Linked DNA regions of Homo sapiens: region 1 is linked to region 2. A link is an interaction called in ENCODE POLR2A ChIA-PET data of the cell type or tissue named here. Cell type or tissue: PC-9. All regions are shown on one strand. Each heading gives the region's core, and the rest is flanking DNA. Links, peaks and the distances in the headings are about the cores only.

Region 1 (7,914 bases), core at 1,324-6,323, 150 kb before region 2:
GAGACAGCTTGGGAAAGATGGCAAGACCTGTGTCTACAATTAATTTTTTTTAAAATAAAAATTTAAAAAAAGCATGGCATTAAAGGCAATGTAGGTCATTTACAAAGGCAGTGAACTACTCTATAGCAGCATCCTAGGTTTTTCATTATATTGAATGGAACTACTTCAACTGACTGACACAAGAAAAGAGTAGTACACTAAGAGAGCTGAGTGTAGAGAGAGGAAGGAGTAAGGTCATGGGTGTGTGAAGAGCATGACTTAATAAATCAGCCAATCATTCAGGAATGGTTAGCTTTCACACCCTATCCCGGAGATTTTCATATGAACTAATGGAAACTATCACTGGAGGTTCTAGCTCTCAAAATTCTATTTCCTTTTCTTTTTTTTTTTTTTTTTTTTTTCCTGAGACAGGGTCTCGCTCTGTCACCCAGGCTGGAGTGCAGTGACGCCATCTAGGTTCACTGCAGCCTTGACCTCCTGGGCTCAAGCAATCCTTCTACTTCAGCCTCCTGAGTAGCTGGTACCACAAGTGTGCACCACCATGCCTGGCTATTTTTTTTTTTTTTTTTTGTAGAGACTGAGTTTTGCCATTTTGGCCGGGAGCAAACATATTCAGCCAGCCAAGTCCACACTGGTCCAGGCTCCCAGGCTGGTCTCAAAGCCCTGAGCTCAAGCAATTCACCTGCCTTGGCCTCCCAAAGTGCTGGGATGATAGGTGTGAGCCACTGTGTCCAGCCTCAAAATCTTATTAATTAAAGCTTCTCCTGGCAGTAGTAGTACTAGTTTTTTGTTGTTGTTCTTCTTCTTCTTTTCTTCTTCTTTCTCCTTCTTCTTCGTTCTTCTTCTTCCTACTTTTCTTCATCTTCCTTGTCTTCGTCCTCTCCCTCCTCTTCCTCCTCCTCTTCCTCTTCTTCCTCTTCCTCCTTCCTCCTTTCTTCTTCTTCTTTCTTCTTCTTTTTATTTAAGAGACAGTGTCTTGCTCTGTTACCCAGACTGGAGTGCAGTGGCACAATCATAGTTCACTGCAGCCTCGAACTCCTGGGCTCAGGCATTCCTCCGGCCTTGGCCTCCTGAAGTGCTGGGATTACAGGCACAACCCACCACACCTGGCCTGGAAGTCCTACTTCTTGATGCTTTTGTCTTTCAAGATCATCTGTCTTGAAGATCTACTCTCACTAGTTGTAAAATAATTTGTCCTCATATATAGGCACTGAAAGGATTGAATTCAATCTTGAGAGAACATTTAGAGAGATATTCTTGCTAGTACCACAATTTACTACCATTTATTGAGGTACTTTACCTACATTAAGAAAATATCTTTACGGACCTAAGAAGTAGCCATTATTATTCCCTTTATACAGATCTGTGATTCAGAGAAGGGAGCATCTTGATCAAGGTTGCATACCCTTCTAACATTCCACATTGCTTCCCTAATAGATACAAGCTGTGGAGTGAGTCTATAGATGATTATATACTCATTTTAAGATATCTGGCCAGGCGTGGTGGCTCACGCCTATAATCCCAGCACTTTGGGAGGTCAAGGTGGGTGGATCACGAGATCTCCTGATCATCCTGGCTAACATGGTGAAACCCAGTCTCTACTAAAAATACAAAAATTAGTCGGGTGTGGTGGCACGTGCCTGTAGTCCCCGCTACTCAGGAGGCTGAGGCAGGAGAATCGCTTGAACCTGGGAGGCTGAGGTTGCCGCGAGCCAAGATCGTACCACTGCACTCCAGCCTGGGCAACAAAGCAAGACTCCTTCTAAAAAAAAAAAAAAAAAAAAAAGATATCTGAGCTATTTCCTAATTCTGAAAAGACTTTGCAACTAGGGCAGAGATCTTGGTCTGTTATGTTTGGTGATATATCCCAAATGCCTAGAAAAGCACTTGACACATTTAGGAAATACTTGTGGAATAGAAATGTTTAGTTTGGTGTGATCCTTCCAGATGTTTTACTATGAATTTACATGCATATACACAAGCCTAGAAAATAATAGCAAAAAGGTGTGTTTTTATATCTCATACATGAACTTCAAGATAATTCAGGTGTTACCTCAAAATTTCCCTCAATCACAGCACTTAGTGCACTGTATTGTCATTGTCTAATTATTTGTCAGTCTCCCTCATTAGACTGTGAGCTCCTTGAGAGTAGGAAGCATGGTTTTTTTTTTTTTTCATCTCTGTATCCCCAGGGATAGCACATAGTAGGACATAATAAATGTTGAATGGTTAAAAAATAAAAAATGTGTTCCAAAGCAGAATGAATCCTTAATAATCAAGATGTCTTTAAACATACATTTAAAAAAATAATTTCATAAACTTTTGGTGATTTACAAGACATCTATAATATGATAAATTTGCACACTCTCCATTGCATTTTTTTTTTTTTTTTTTAAACAGAGTCTTGCTCTGTCACCCAGCTGTAGTGCAGTGGTGTGATCTCAGCTCACAGCAACCTCTACCTCCCAGGTTCAAGCCATTCTCCTGCCTCAGCCTCTGGAGTAGTTGGGACTACAGGCTCATACCACCACACCCGGCTAATTTTTGTATTTTTAGTAGAGATGGGGTTTTGCCATATTGGCCAGGGTGGTCTCAAACTCCTGACCTCAAGTGATCCGCCCACCTTGGCCTCCCAAAGTGCTGGAATTATAGACATGAGCCACTGCACTTTGCAGGTGATTCTTTACTGCACGATAACTTTTTATTCGAGGCTTTTTAGGAGTTCTGTCTTTTAGTGTCATCATCCTGCCAGAGCAGTTATAAATTAAAATGTGTACTACTTTATTAGAATTTACTTTATGTAAATTAAAATGTATACTACTTTATTAGAATTTACTTTATGTCTCCTTTATGTTATAATCAGGAGGTTGAATTGTTTTGTTTTTAAAGTATGTATGTATTTGGCTATATTTTCTATTTCACTTCAAGATATAAAAGGGGTAGCTCACAAAATATTTGTTTTAAAAATGAACATTAGTCTGGTAGGGTTCAAGAGTCATTGTTCTATACAAAATATTTATTAATCTGAGACAAATCTAACAATTTAGCAGTAGTACAAATTTTACCTTCAGTTCCATGAATTTTTATATATATATATATATATATATATATATATATATTTTTTTTTTTTTTTTTTTTTTTTTTTTTTTAGATGGAGTTTCATTCTTATTGCCCAGGCTGGAGTGCAATGGTACAGTCTCGGCTCACTGCAACCTCTGCCTCCCAGGTTCAAGCGATTCTCCTGCCTCAGACTCCCAAGTAGCCAGGATTACAGGTGCCATGCCTGGCTAATTTTTTTGTGTTTTTAGTAGAGTCAGGGTTTTACCATGTTGTCCAGGCTGGTCTTGAACTCCTGACCTCAGGTGATCAGCCCGCCTTGGCCTCCCAGAGTGCTGGGATTACAGGCTTGGCCAGAATTTATACATTTTAATCTGCTTCTTTTGGCCTTTGTTATTTATTATGCTTTGTTATTTATTATGGCCTATGTTATTTCTTACATGAAGAGGTGAACAATTGCCTCATTACAATGGAATCTTAACACTTCTACCCTAGGAGAAAGCCTTGCATCTGGAGAGGGCTCTCTTTCTCTTTCACTACCATTCTTCCAATGCATTTGTTTCCATATCCCGAAAGGCAAAGGCTATTCTCTGAATTAGGAGGTTCATAGAAAACCTTTGTAAACACTTTGAAAGGCTCTACTTTGGGCCTAGTACAGAAAGCAACTGGCCCTCAGCCATTCTCTTGGCAGGGGTCAGCTTCCTGGTCTGCAGCTTGGGAACGTTGACAGAATGTGTGCCCCTTCCCACCTTTGTCCCCTTTTTTGGAGAGTGCGTAATTAATGCCTCATGAAATCTTGCTTTAAATTTTCAAGCTAGCCAGGTATGGTGGCTCACACCTGTAATCCCGCCACTTAGGGAGGCAGAGGCGGGAGGATCGCTTGAGGCATGGAGTTTGAGACCAGCCTGGGCAACATAGCAAGACCTTGCTTTTCACACACACACACACACACACATACACACACACACACACACACACACGGAAAAAAAGTCAAGCAACTGCTTTTAACAATACTTTCCCCCATAATATTTAATTAGTCATGATTTGTTTTCTTCTAAAGTCATACTCTCAGCCAGGCATAGTGGCTCATACCTGTAATCCCAGCACTTTGGGAGGCCAAGGTGGGTGGATCATGAGGTCAGGAGTTCAAGACCAGGCTGGCCAACATAGTGAAACCCTCCTCTATTAAAAATACAAAAATTAGCCAGGCATGGTGGCACACACCTGTAATCTCAGCTACTCGGGAGGCTGAGGCAGGAGAATCACTTCAACCTGGGAGGTGGAGGTTGCAGTGAGCTGAGATCGTGCCACTGCCCTCCAGCCTGGGCGACAGTGTAAGACTCTGTCTCAGGAAAAAAAAAAAAAAGTCATATTCTCCATTAGCATACTTTATCATCATTTAAATATTTTCTGGGAAACCATGTGAGCAGAAAGAGGTAAGAGTATTTGGAGAGTATTACATTTAAAATTGTTTTTATATCAATTTAAATTTATAAATAGGCTTATGGGCCAGGCACAGTGTCTCACAGCTGTAATCTCAGTATTATGGGAGGCCGAGGTGGGAGGAGGATCCCTTGAGCTCAGGAGTTCGAGACTGGCTTGGGCAACATAGTGAGACCTTGTATCTACAAAATTTTTAAAAAATTGATGAGCGGGTGTGGTGACTTATGCCTGTAATTCCAGCACTTTGGGAGGCAGAGGTGGGCAGATCACTTGAGGCCAGGAGTTTGAGAACAGCCTGGCCAATAGAGTGAGACTCTATCTCTACTAAAAATACAAAAAAAAAAAAAAAAAAAATAAGCTGGGTGTGATGGCGCATGCCTGTACTCCCAGCTACTCAGGAGTCTGAGGCACGAGAATCACTTGAACCTGGGAGGCAGAAGTTGCAGTGAGCTGAGATCGCGCCACTGCACTCCACCTTGGGCAACAGACTCACTTGGGCAACATGTCTCAAAAATAAATAAATAAATAATAAGTAAATAAATAATTAGGTGTGGTGGTGCACGCCTGTAGTCCCAGCTACTCGGGAGGCTGAGGCAGGAAGATTGCTTGAGCCAGGGAAGTTGAGGCTGCAGTGAGCTATGGTCATGCCACTACACTCCAACCTGGGCGATAGAGGAAGATCCTGTCCCTAATAAATAAATAGGCTTATGAAAAAGGTTAAGGAGCATTTCAGGCAATTGCCTTATTTTACATTTTTGGTTGGGAAAATACAGAGGACTTTAAAGATGAATATCAAAACTACCTCCAAATCTACCATCCAGAGATAACCACATTTAACAATTTGGTATGACTTTCATAGTTATTTACTACAATAATGTGTGTGAGTATATATGTGTACTAATTTTGTTGTTACAGAATTGACACTTTTTTCTATGCATTTTGCTTTTTGACCTACTTTAAAAGAATTTAACAATATATCATAAGAATTGCCCATGCTATTGAGAGTGTTTCTTTTGTTATCTGGATAATACTATTATGTTTGCTCACTTTCCCTGTGATAGTTTGGAAGGTAGTTCTCATATTTTAAATATCCACTACTGCTGCCTTTCGGGTTTTTGTTTGTGTGTATGTATATATGTATATGCTAATGTTTTTGTTTGTGTGCGTGTGTATATATATATATATATATATATATATATATGCACATGTATATGCATGTTTTCCCTAATCAATGCCAGGAGAAAACGGTATTTATTAACTTTATTTCTGCAAGATGGGAAAGTTGGCACATTTACTACCTCTCTCTCCAACTCCCACGTTTCCTAGTTTTTTGTTGATACAATCTAGGATTATTTAAATCAATTATTATCATTATTAATAAATGCTGAAGTCATATATTTTCTTTTTGTATTAGGTTATTTCTTGCTTCTGGCTTTATTATTTAAAAACTGTAAAATCGACAAATAATTGTACATATTCATGCAGTACATAGTGACGTTGTGATACATATAATGTATAGTGATCAGATCACAGTAATTAGCATATCCATCATCTCAAACATTTATCATTTCTTCATGTCGGGAACATTCAGTATCTTCCTTCTAGCTATTTGAAACTATATACATTCAATATCTTCCTTCTAGCTGTTTGAAACTATGTATTATTATTAACTAGAGTCATCCTACAGTGGTATAGAACACTAGAACTTAGTCCTCTTTCCTAGCTGTAATTTTGTTCTGGTGAGCCCAGATCGCACCAGTGCACTCCAACCTGGGTGATAGAGTAAGACTCTGTTCCAAAAAAAAAAGAAATGCATTCTGATTTGCTTTACCACTTCAGGGAGAAGGGAGAGAGCAAGACACAGACGATATTAGAGAAGGGAATTTGGACTTTACAAAATTTTCTTTGCTATAAAATGTCTGAATTTCATTAACATATAAGCCTTTTGTTTCAGTCTGCAAATGTTTATACATTATCTTATTTTATCCTTAAAACAATTGCTTTAGAGTCAAATAATCATAACCTCTGAATTCAGAAGGTTGTGGACTGAATACTTCCCTAATGATGGAACTTCTTGCGGATTACTTAAGTTTTCTTAACCTCATTTCCTTCGCCTGGAAACCAGCGTTTGAACTCTGGGAAAAGGTAACATCTACCTCATAGAGTTGTAAATATTGTGGGAGATAATTATATAGGAATTGTCAGAACCCAGACTGATGATAATAGCCATGCCCTGAGTTAGCCCAGGAGTGTGAAGCGGAGAGACCTTCAACAATGGAACCCTGAGGACATAGAGGAGAAGTCAACAGGAGGCTGAGAAGGAGTAGCCAGAGGGTAGGAGGAAGACTAGAAGAGAGTGAAGTCGGGGAGTTAAAGGGACTATAGACATTTAAGATGAAAAGAATAGTCATTAGTGTCATGTATTATGACAAAGAAATTTCCGGTAGCTTTGGCAATTAGGAACTTAGTGTGAGCTCAGCCACAGGCAGTTTCAGTAGAGATATGCAGGTAGAAGGAAGACTGTAGTTGGATTGATTAATGAGGTTAAGGAAGCAAGGAAAGTGTAAACAGCCAATAAAAAAAAAAAAAATGTTTCTCCCTTAGGAGAAAGGGAAAGCATAGAGAAAGGAGAGAGGTGGGTCAGTAGCTAGACAGATACTTAAGATTGGGAAACTGGATTTAGATTTGAAGGAATAGCAAAATTTTTTAAAAATTTAAGGACTAGGCTGGGCGCAGTGGCTTATGCCTGTAATCCCAGCACTTTGGGAGGCCGAGGCGGGCGGATCACTAGGTCAGGAGATCGAGACCATCCTGGCTAACACAGTGAAACCCCGTGTCTACTAAAAATACAAAAAAATTAGCCGGGCATGGTGGCAGGCGCCTGTAGTCCCAGCTACTCGGGAGGCTGAGGCAGGAGAATGGCGTGAACCCGGGAGGCGGAGCTTGCAATGAGCCGAGATTGCGCCACTGCACTCCAGCCTGGGCGACAGAGCGCGACTCTGTCTCAAAAAAAAAAAAAAAAAAAATTTAAGGACTAAAAGTTTGCCATATTTAAATTTTTTCAAGTAAGGATATTAAAAATACTACTATCTAGGCTGGGCATAGTGGCTCACACCTGTAATCCTAGCACTTTCAGAGGCTGAGGCAGGCTGATAGCTTGAGCCCAGGAGTTTGAGACCAGGCTGGGCAACATAGTGAAAACCTGTCTCTACAAAAGATACAAAAATTAACCAGGTGTGGCGGCATGCACCTGTAGTCCCAGCTACTTGGGAGGCTGAGGTAGGAGGATCGCTTGAGCCCAGGAGGTTGAGGCTGCAATGAGCCATGATTGTGCCACTACACTGCTGCCTGGGCAACAGAGTGAGACCCTGTCCCAAAATGAATGAATAAATAAATAAATAAAATTACTACCTA
Region 2 (7,914 bases), core at 1,377-6,376:
TAATTGCCTGTCTCTGCATTCTTTCCAAAGTGATGGCTCTTAGTATTCACACTTGTGATAACTTATGTTTCTTGAGTACAAGAGCCTCAGGACAGCCAATTAAGGAAGAAGACACAGTGGTGGTTCTGTTATGTAACCTTTCTGCTACTGTAATGGAATGGGCAATTGTCTTTTTTTTCTTAACTTCCAGTGCCTGAAACAGTACATGCAGCTGGCAATCCGAGAAGGATGTGGGTCTCCCATCACTTGCCCTGACATGGTGTGCCTAAACCACGGGACCCTGCAGGAAGCTGAGGTATGAATGACTACCATCATCTTCCCCTCTTTCCTATTTATGTTATTTATTAGGATCTTGAGTCTTTATGTATTTCCCTACCAGGGAGTCTAGCAAGAAAATACAGAGGTTAACTTTTTAAAGGAGCACTTTATTGCAGCTTACCTTTGGACTTTTTATACAAACTGTTAAAGCTGTCATTTATCTCAGTTCTATTTACATATACCATCTTGAGTGTTGAAGAAGCTATAGAATAGGCAAAGTACCAGAAATCAAATTTACCAAATGTGAAGTTAGGAGGCTGATATGATTTGGCTCTGTGTCCCCACCCAAATCTCACCTTGAATTGTAATAATCCCCACGTGTCAAGGGTGGGACCAGGTGGAGATAATTGAATCATGGGGGCGGTTCCCCCATGCTGTTCTCGTGATAGTGCGTTCTCCTGAGAACTGATGGTTTTATAAGGGGCTTCCCTGCCCTTTGCTCAGCACTACTCCTTGCTGCGGCCATGTGAAGAAAGATGTGTTTGCTTTCTCTTCTACCATGATTGTAAGTTTTCTGAGACCTTCCCAGGTCTGCAGACCTGTGAGTCAATTAAATACCCAGTCTTGGGTATTTCTTCATAGCAGTGTGAGAATGGACACATACAGAGGCTGAATAGTGAATGGTCTTGTAAATTGTAATACCCTAAAGATAAATAGACCATGGATTAGCTGCAGTTATGGAAAATATAAACTATTGTGATTCCACAATGATAGCCTGAGTTGAACCATTTCCAAAGAGTAGAGACCTTTCAATTGATCTGTAGCAGGCATCTGAAATCTTTTTCTTTTTTTTTCATATCCCCTCGTTTGTTCAATCACCGGTTATTGGTTTGCCTTTAAATCTTCAGACTCTGCTCACTTTAAATTAGAATATAATGAACTCTTGTTTATTCTTAGGGTGTTTGTAAGCCTCTGAACGACATCCCAAGAAACAGATGAAATCAGTTGTTCATTTAGCAAACACAGAACACCTGCTTTGCACCAGGCACCACCACCCCCCAGTTGTTTTCATTGCCAGTATACTACCTAATCCTCTCAACAGACCTCATGAAATTGGGTGTTGCTTTCAGATAGGGAAACTGAGGCCCAGAAGGTTTAAGTAACTTACCCAAAACCACATATCTAGAAAGTAGAAGAGATAGGATTCTAATCCATTGCTTTCTGACTGCCATAATTACGTGGCTTTGAGTAGAATTAGGTTGGCCAGGTGCTGTGGCTCACACCTGTAATCCTGGCACTTTGGGAGGCCAAGGCAGAAGGATTGCTTGAGTTCAGGAGTTTGAGACCAGCCTGGGCAATATAGCAAGACCCCCATATCTACAAAAATAAAAATTAGAAAATTAGCCAGGCATAGTGGTGCATGCCTATAGTCCCAGCTACTCTGGAGGCTGAGGTGAGAGGATTGCTTGAGCCCTGAAGGTCAAGGCTCCAGTAAGCCTTGATCACATCACTGCACTCCAGCCTGGGCAATAGAGTGAGATTTCATCTCTTAAAAAAAATGGGAATGGGGGCATAGAACTAGGTAGGTAGATAGAATGTATGATAAAGGACTTAATAATTGGAAGCTCAATTTGTGTGTGTGTGCAGACACACATGTAGATGTGTGTGTGTGTATAGATATATATACTGTACATGCTTTGTTTATGAATATATATTCTTTTACATATATATCCTTTGCTTTGTAAGTGAAGCAGTCAGAAAGTTAGTATAGACAGTTTTTAACAATTTGTGTCTGGGCATCCTGTGTTCAATTTATTGATTAGTGGCTGAGTGCTACAAGTGAGATATAACGTTTTTTAGGGAAGTATAAAAGGAATATCTGTTTAGAAGTGATTTAAGAAAATCATGGAATAACTTTTTTGGTAAAAAGGTAATATCGAGTATGTAAACCCTGTGGAGAGATATATTATTGACTTTTGTAGGGTAAAAAGAGCTATAGTGGAGAGAAATTGGACTAGTTACTAAGAATATTGTTGATCTGTGTCACTTCAGAATTGTTTTTAAAATGAGTCTTGGGTATTTGGGTGTATCTTTCTATGCATAATCCTTCCAGGAAAGACACTTCCTTTTTGACTTGCTTCTCAGGTGTCTGATGGGTCAGCAAGTCTTAATAAAGACCACAGTGTGTGCCTGGCCCCATTCCAGGCTGGGCTGGAGAGGAGAATAAGAAAGGCCCGCTAGTGCTCTTCTTATGGAGCTTCTGGTCCAGCAGAGAGACAGTCAACTTATAACGAGTCAGATAATTATAAAAGTGAAATGCAAGAAGTGGGGCAGGCAACAGGAGCTGTGTCTGCTATGAAATCTTAGTGAATTCATGCACATAAAATCTATTAAACATAAGTGAATAGCTTGGTGAAATTTCAAAAAAAGTCCATGACATTTATCGGATTCCTGTATTCTAGACCTGTGCTGACTAATCCAGTAGCCACTAGCCACATGTGGCTATTTAAACCTAGACTGATTTAAATGAAATTAAAAATTTAGTTCAATCATGCTAGTCAGTAATTGCTGAGTGTTCAGCAGTCACATGTGGCTAATGGTTACCAGACCGGACAGCACAGAATAAAATACTTCCATCAGTGCAGAAAGTTCAAATGCATAGTGTTTTAGAATTTTCAGTAAATGGTAGCCACTAGGCACTGACATTTTGAGTATCTAATGTAAGGGGCCAGTGTGCCCAGGTAAGTGGATCAGGACAGGCTATAGTGTCTGTCTTGCAGTTCTCTAGAGCAGAGCTTAAGTAGTCTTCTCATTTTCTTTTTTTCTTGCTTCTTGCTTTCTCTCTCTCTCTCTCTCTCTTTTTTAAAACCTGGTTTTCCTCTGTTGCCCATGCTGGAGTACAGTGGTACAATCACAGCTCAACTTCCCAGGCTCAAGCGATCCTCCCACCTCAGCCTCCCAAGTAGCTGGGACTACAGATGTGCACCACCATGCCTGGCTAATTTTTAATTTTTTTTTTTTTTTAAAGAGAGGGTCTCTCTATGTTTTCCAGCCTGGGCTCAAGCAATCCTACTGCCTCAGCCTCCCAAAGTTCTGGGATTACAGGTGTGAACCACCACATCTGGCTTCATTTTCTTTGAATAGACATTTTCTCTTTGTATTTCCCCCCTCCTTTGTTCTCCTTATCCTTTCCCCACTCTATCCCTTCTCTGTCCTTCTGGTTCTCTTTATCCAGTTTTACTATAAAAGCATTTTACTTTTGTGCATTAAAACCAGACAAACCCATAATGAGTCTTAAAAATTACAAAAGGAGGCCAGGTGCAGTGGCTCACGCCTGTAATCCCAGCACTTTGGGAGGCTGAGGTGGGCGGATCATGAGGTCAGGAGATCGAGACCATCCGGGCTAACACAGTGAAACCCCTTTCTACTAAAAAGACAAAAAAATTAGCCAGGCATAGTGGTGGGCACCTGTAATCCCAGCAGGGCTTACACAGCCTAACCCAGGAGGTGGAGGTTGCAGAGAGCTGAGATTGCACTACTGCACTCCAGCCTGGGTGACACAGCGAGACTCCATCTCAAAAAAAAATAAAAAATAAAAAAAAAAGAATCAAATGTTCTCTATCAACTTGCTACTGTCTTTTTCAGTGATAAAAATACGTGGTAGTGGTAATTGATAATCATTTTGAGTTGAAAATGGAATAGAAGATTATATTGGAGATATGGGTAGCTGCATCAGTTTACATAGGCCTCCTCCTTTGAAAGTAAATACCACACACATGAATTGGACTGTACCACCTTCATTTCTAACTTGCTTTAGATCAAGATTTTATTGCATACAGTTATAACATGTGGCTTATAATCTATATATTACTGAGTATACCACAATGGGGTTCATTCACATATGCTTGACTAGGTTCTATCTCAATGACTACTACTTCCTTCTGCCTTTTAAAAAATGCTTAATTACACAGGTAACACATAAATATACTTTGCTTGTTAAAAATAATTCTGATTAAGCCTGGTTCTCTTTGTCTTGCTGCTATTTATATTACAACACGTGATTCTTCATTCTTCTCTGTCTTACCAAATGCATTTAAGTCTAACATTTCTTCATCTTCAAAGGATGGCAGGAATGTAAGCTCTTTCCTCTGAGTGCTTCCTTGTGCAGGTCTAGCTTACAGAGTTGGCTGTGCTCCATGTACCTGCCTTCTTGATTTTTCCAAATTGGCTCAGCTGTGATTATGCCTCCTAAATTTTATCTATGAAGAGTAGCCTCCTTAGTGACGCACTTAATGCCCAGTTCAAGTACAATTGAACCTCAGTGTCCATGGGTTCTGCATTTGGGGATTCAACTGCCCATGGAGAATACTCAGAAAAAATATTTTTACTGAACACGTGCAGACTTTCCTTGTCATTATTCCCTAAACAATATAGTATAATGAGTTACCTAGCATTTGCATTGTATTAGGTATTATAAGTAATCTAAAAATGATTTGAACTATACAGGAGAGAGGATGTGCATAAGTTATATTTTAGTACTACCCCATTTTATATCAGAGACTTAAGCATCTGAAGATTTTGGTATCTGCGGGAGGTCCTGGAACCAGTGCCCTTCAGATACTGAGGGATGACTCTACTGTTCCCTTGTATAGGAAATGGTAGAAAACGGCAGCTTCCCTTTCAGTGTCATGGAAGCTGGTGAGAGACAGTGACTCAGGAGGACTTGTGGCTAGAGGTGAACACACTAGGAGCCAGGGAAAAGTAAAACTTTCCTCTATTGCATCATCTGGTACTTTTAGCTTTTGCTCTGCAGAGCTTTTCCAATGTACTTGATCTTGTAATCATGTCCAACATGAAATTATGAGAGGCAGGACACAGATTGTTTATTCCAATAGCATTACTTCAGGCGAAGCCCTTGCTTGAAGTTAGTAGCCCTGTTAAAAAAGGTGATGTCTAATTTAAGCAGTTCCCATGTAGTGTTATTGAAGTAGCATCCATCACTTCCTGGGAAAGTTTGAACCATTTGTCTGGCCTGTGCGAATTTTGAGTGGTGAGTGCATATTCCTATTTGAATAGTACCTGCCATTACATGGCCTGAGAGTTTTAACTTCTTCCAATTGCTAGGTGTCAGTGGAGGGCAGGGAAGAGCTTCTCACTCACTAATCTTCTTTCTAAGCCCTGGAGCACTGAAATGACCAGCCTGCCTTTTACTGCTAGTGCCGCAGTGTGCACCAGAGAAAGGGTGGGTGCAGCTGAATGGAGGCTTCAGAATTTCTGTAAGAAGGGAGTTAGGGCAGGGCATTCTGGAGACCTGGGGTGGAGGTATGGTGGAGGAGGGATCGAGTACTGGGGAATTTGAAGCTATGTTTGCAAAATAAATACAGTTTTTACTCAGATTGCATATTTAGTTGGGTGGCTTTGGGAAAGTTGGCTACAGTGATAGGGAATCCAGGTGTTCTTCCCAAATCCTCTGCCTCCACTTGCCATCTCTTAACATTCTTCCTTCCCATTATCATGGTGGGAAGCTAGGGCAAAGGAAGGGTGAGAATGCCCAGGCAAGAGGCCATATTCCTGTTACTGTGGTGTAAGGATCTGAATGGGAAGGGATGAGTGTGTCTGTAATAACCTTTGGCTGCAATACGTGTTGGCTGGAGAAAAGTAAACCTTTGAGATGGTGGGGTTAGAGGAATCCGCCAAGCCAGAGTTAATAGATATTTTTGAGTTTCCTGGCTGAATCACATTTTAGAAAGTAGTTAAAACTTTGTTTTAAAATGTACTTAAAACTGTATAAGTGGGTAATAAGGTTTCTAAGAAAATTCTTTAACTAATGGCACATAGAAAACTAAGCCACAGTGAGTTGAATGTGTCACATGAGTGTATGGATATGTCCCTTTTTACTTATGACTGAGTGGAGGGAGAAAAGACGGGATGATATATGGAAAGATGATCTTGGTTAGATAATGTACAGAGACTTCTATAGCACATGTGAAACAAAGACCAGTGAAAGCTGCCCTCTACAGTGGACTGCGAAGATCAGTGGCCCTGGAATTCCATTTCTTGCCTTCTGCCTCTCAGACAGTGATGCCCACATATGGTTTCCAATCAGGATTTTTAATCTAGTATTCAGGTGAGAGACTTCAGCTTGTTAGTTTCACTCAGGTGAATGGGTGAATGTGCTGTTTTTCTCCTCTGTTAGGAAGAGCAGCTCTCGTTCTCTGCGTTGTGAAAACATTTTTAGTTCCTATGTTAATGTGATTAGACATTGATCCGCACAGTGAGTGTTATTTCCCCTGCCCTGGATTTTGCAAGTCATAGCATCCCCCAAATTGCCCAAACCTTGACAGGTTGTAATGATCCACTTACTAGTGGTCAATTCCATCTCCAGATGTTCTGATATGTTTTATTATTTGTTCAGCCTGTTTAATTTTTAAAGCAACTGTAGCAGAAGCATGATTTGAAGGACCAAACCTAAGTAAAGTCTGGGCGCTTTTTCCTTCTGTTTGGGCTTTCCGGACTCTGATGGGTAGCAGTTCTCTAAAGCCTATCCCCAATTTCTGTTTCATTTTTTTAATTGAGTCTTTTTTTCTTAACTAAAAAGCAATATACATTGTATTTATTAACACTTCATATGGGAACACACACCACTTTTGGCATAAATACTTTTGTGGTGAGCAGGCTTCACTTTCTGCCTCCCTTTTTTGCTTTGTTTTTTTCTGAGAGGGGGTAAGGTCAGTGTTAGTGTAGATGGTGATGCTTGTTTAAATATTATGATCGTGGTTAATACTGATTAACAGGTGTGCCTCACTTTTCATTTCTTCTTGGTTGTGGACGTTAGAGAGATTAAATCACAGTTGTGTGTAACAGTTACAGCACTCCCGTGTGTAGGTGTGGTCTGGCTTCCCTGGATATGCTCTGCTAGGGATGAAATGGAAAAGCAAAGACATTCAGCTGAGTAGGAACTGAGTGTTTTTGTTTTGTTTGTTTGTTTTTTTAGACAGAGTCTTGCTCTGTCGCCCAGGCTGGAATGCAGTGGTGCGATCTCGGCTCACTGCAAGCTCCGCCTCCCAGGTTCATGCCATTCTGCTGCCTCAGCCTCCTGAGTAGCTGGGACTACAGGCGCCTGCTACCACGCCCAGCTAATTTTTTGTATTTTTAGTAGAGATGGGGTTTCACCTTGTTAGCCAGGATGGTCTCAATCTCCTGACCTCGTGATCCACCTGCCTCGGCCTCCCAAAGTGCTAGGATTACAGGCGTAAGCCACCTTGCCTGGCCAGAATTGAGTATTTAATAAGGATCATAAGGTTCATTTTTATCAGAAATGAAACAAAACAAAATAGTGATTGTGGACAATTAGTAGCTTTTGTTGTCATTATTCTGATATTATTGCTCTTATTCTATTAACATGAAACTGAATTTATTTTATCTTTGAATTAAAGTTTGGGTGTTTTCCCCCACCTTTGGAAAGAGTTTCTAGAATGATCATGAGGACCAAAAGTTGTCTTTTGTGCTTGGATAGGAGAGAGAAATTTCTGTTTAACAATAAATAAATTAGCACAGCTTTCAAAGAAGAAGTAGCAAAAATTAACTTTAAATTAAAGACCATTAAGTAGTTGATCTCAGGGTAGTGGTCTCTTGATAGCTGAGAATATACCTAGG

The links. Peaks named below come from ENCODE experiments on the same cell type or tissue, not always from the same donor. Only the 100,000 strongest peaks of a DNase experiment are listed, where the experiment ranks them.
Region 1: POLR2A ChIA-PET joins it to region 2 with 7 read pairs; 3 of 35 experiments call an interaction of 5 or more read pairs at or near these places.

What each region holds. Positions count from the first base shown.
Region 1 is chr6:18,280,881-18,288,794 of GRCh38, forward strand. No RefSeq gene overlaps it. Among named protein-coding and RNA genes, the nearest start is that of DEK, 20 kb to the left of the region's middle. In PC-9, for the core only: no CTCF peak of the experiment used is centred there; no DNase peak of the experiment used is centred there.
Region 2 is chr6:18,427,391-18,435,304 of GRCh38, forward strand. It overlaps RNF144B (ring finger protein 144B), which reads left to right. Exons shown (of 8, transcript NM_182757.4): 3 at 191-295. Among named protein-coding and RNA genes, the nearest start is that of RNF144B, 44 kb to the left of the region's middle. In PC-9, for the core only: no CTCF peak of the experiment used is centred there; DNase peaks (open chromatin) are centred at 4,381 and 5,001; H3K27ac peaks cover 2,867 bases.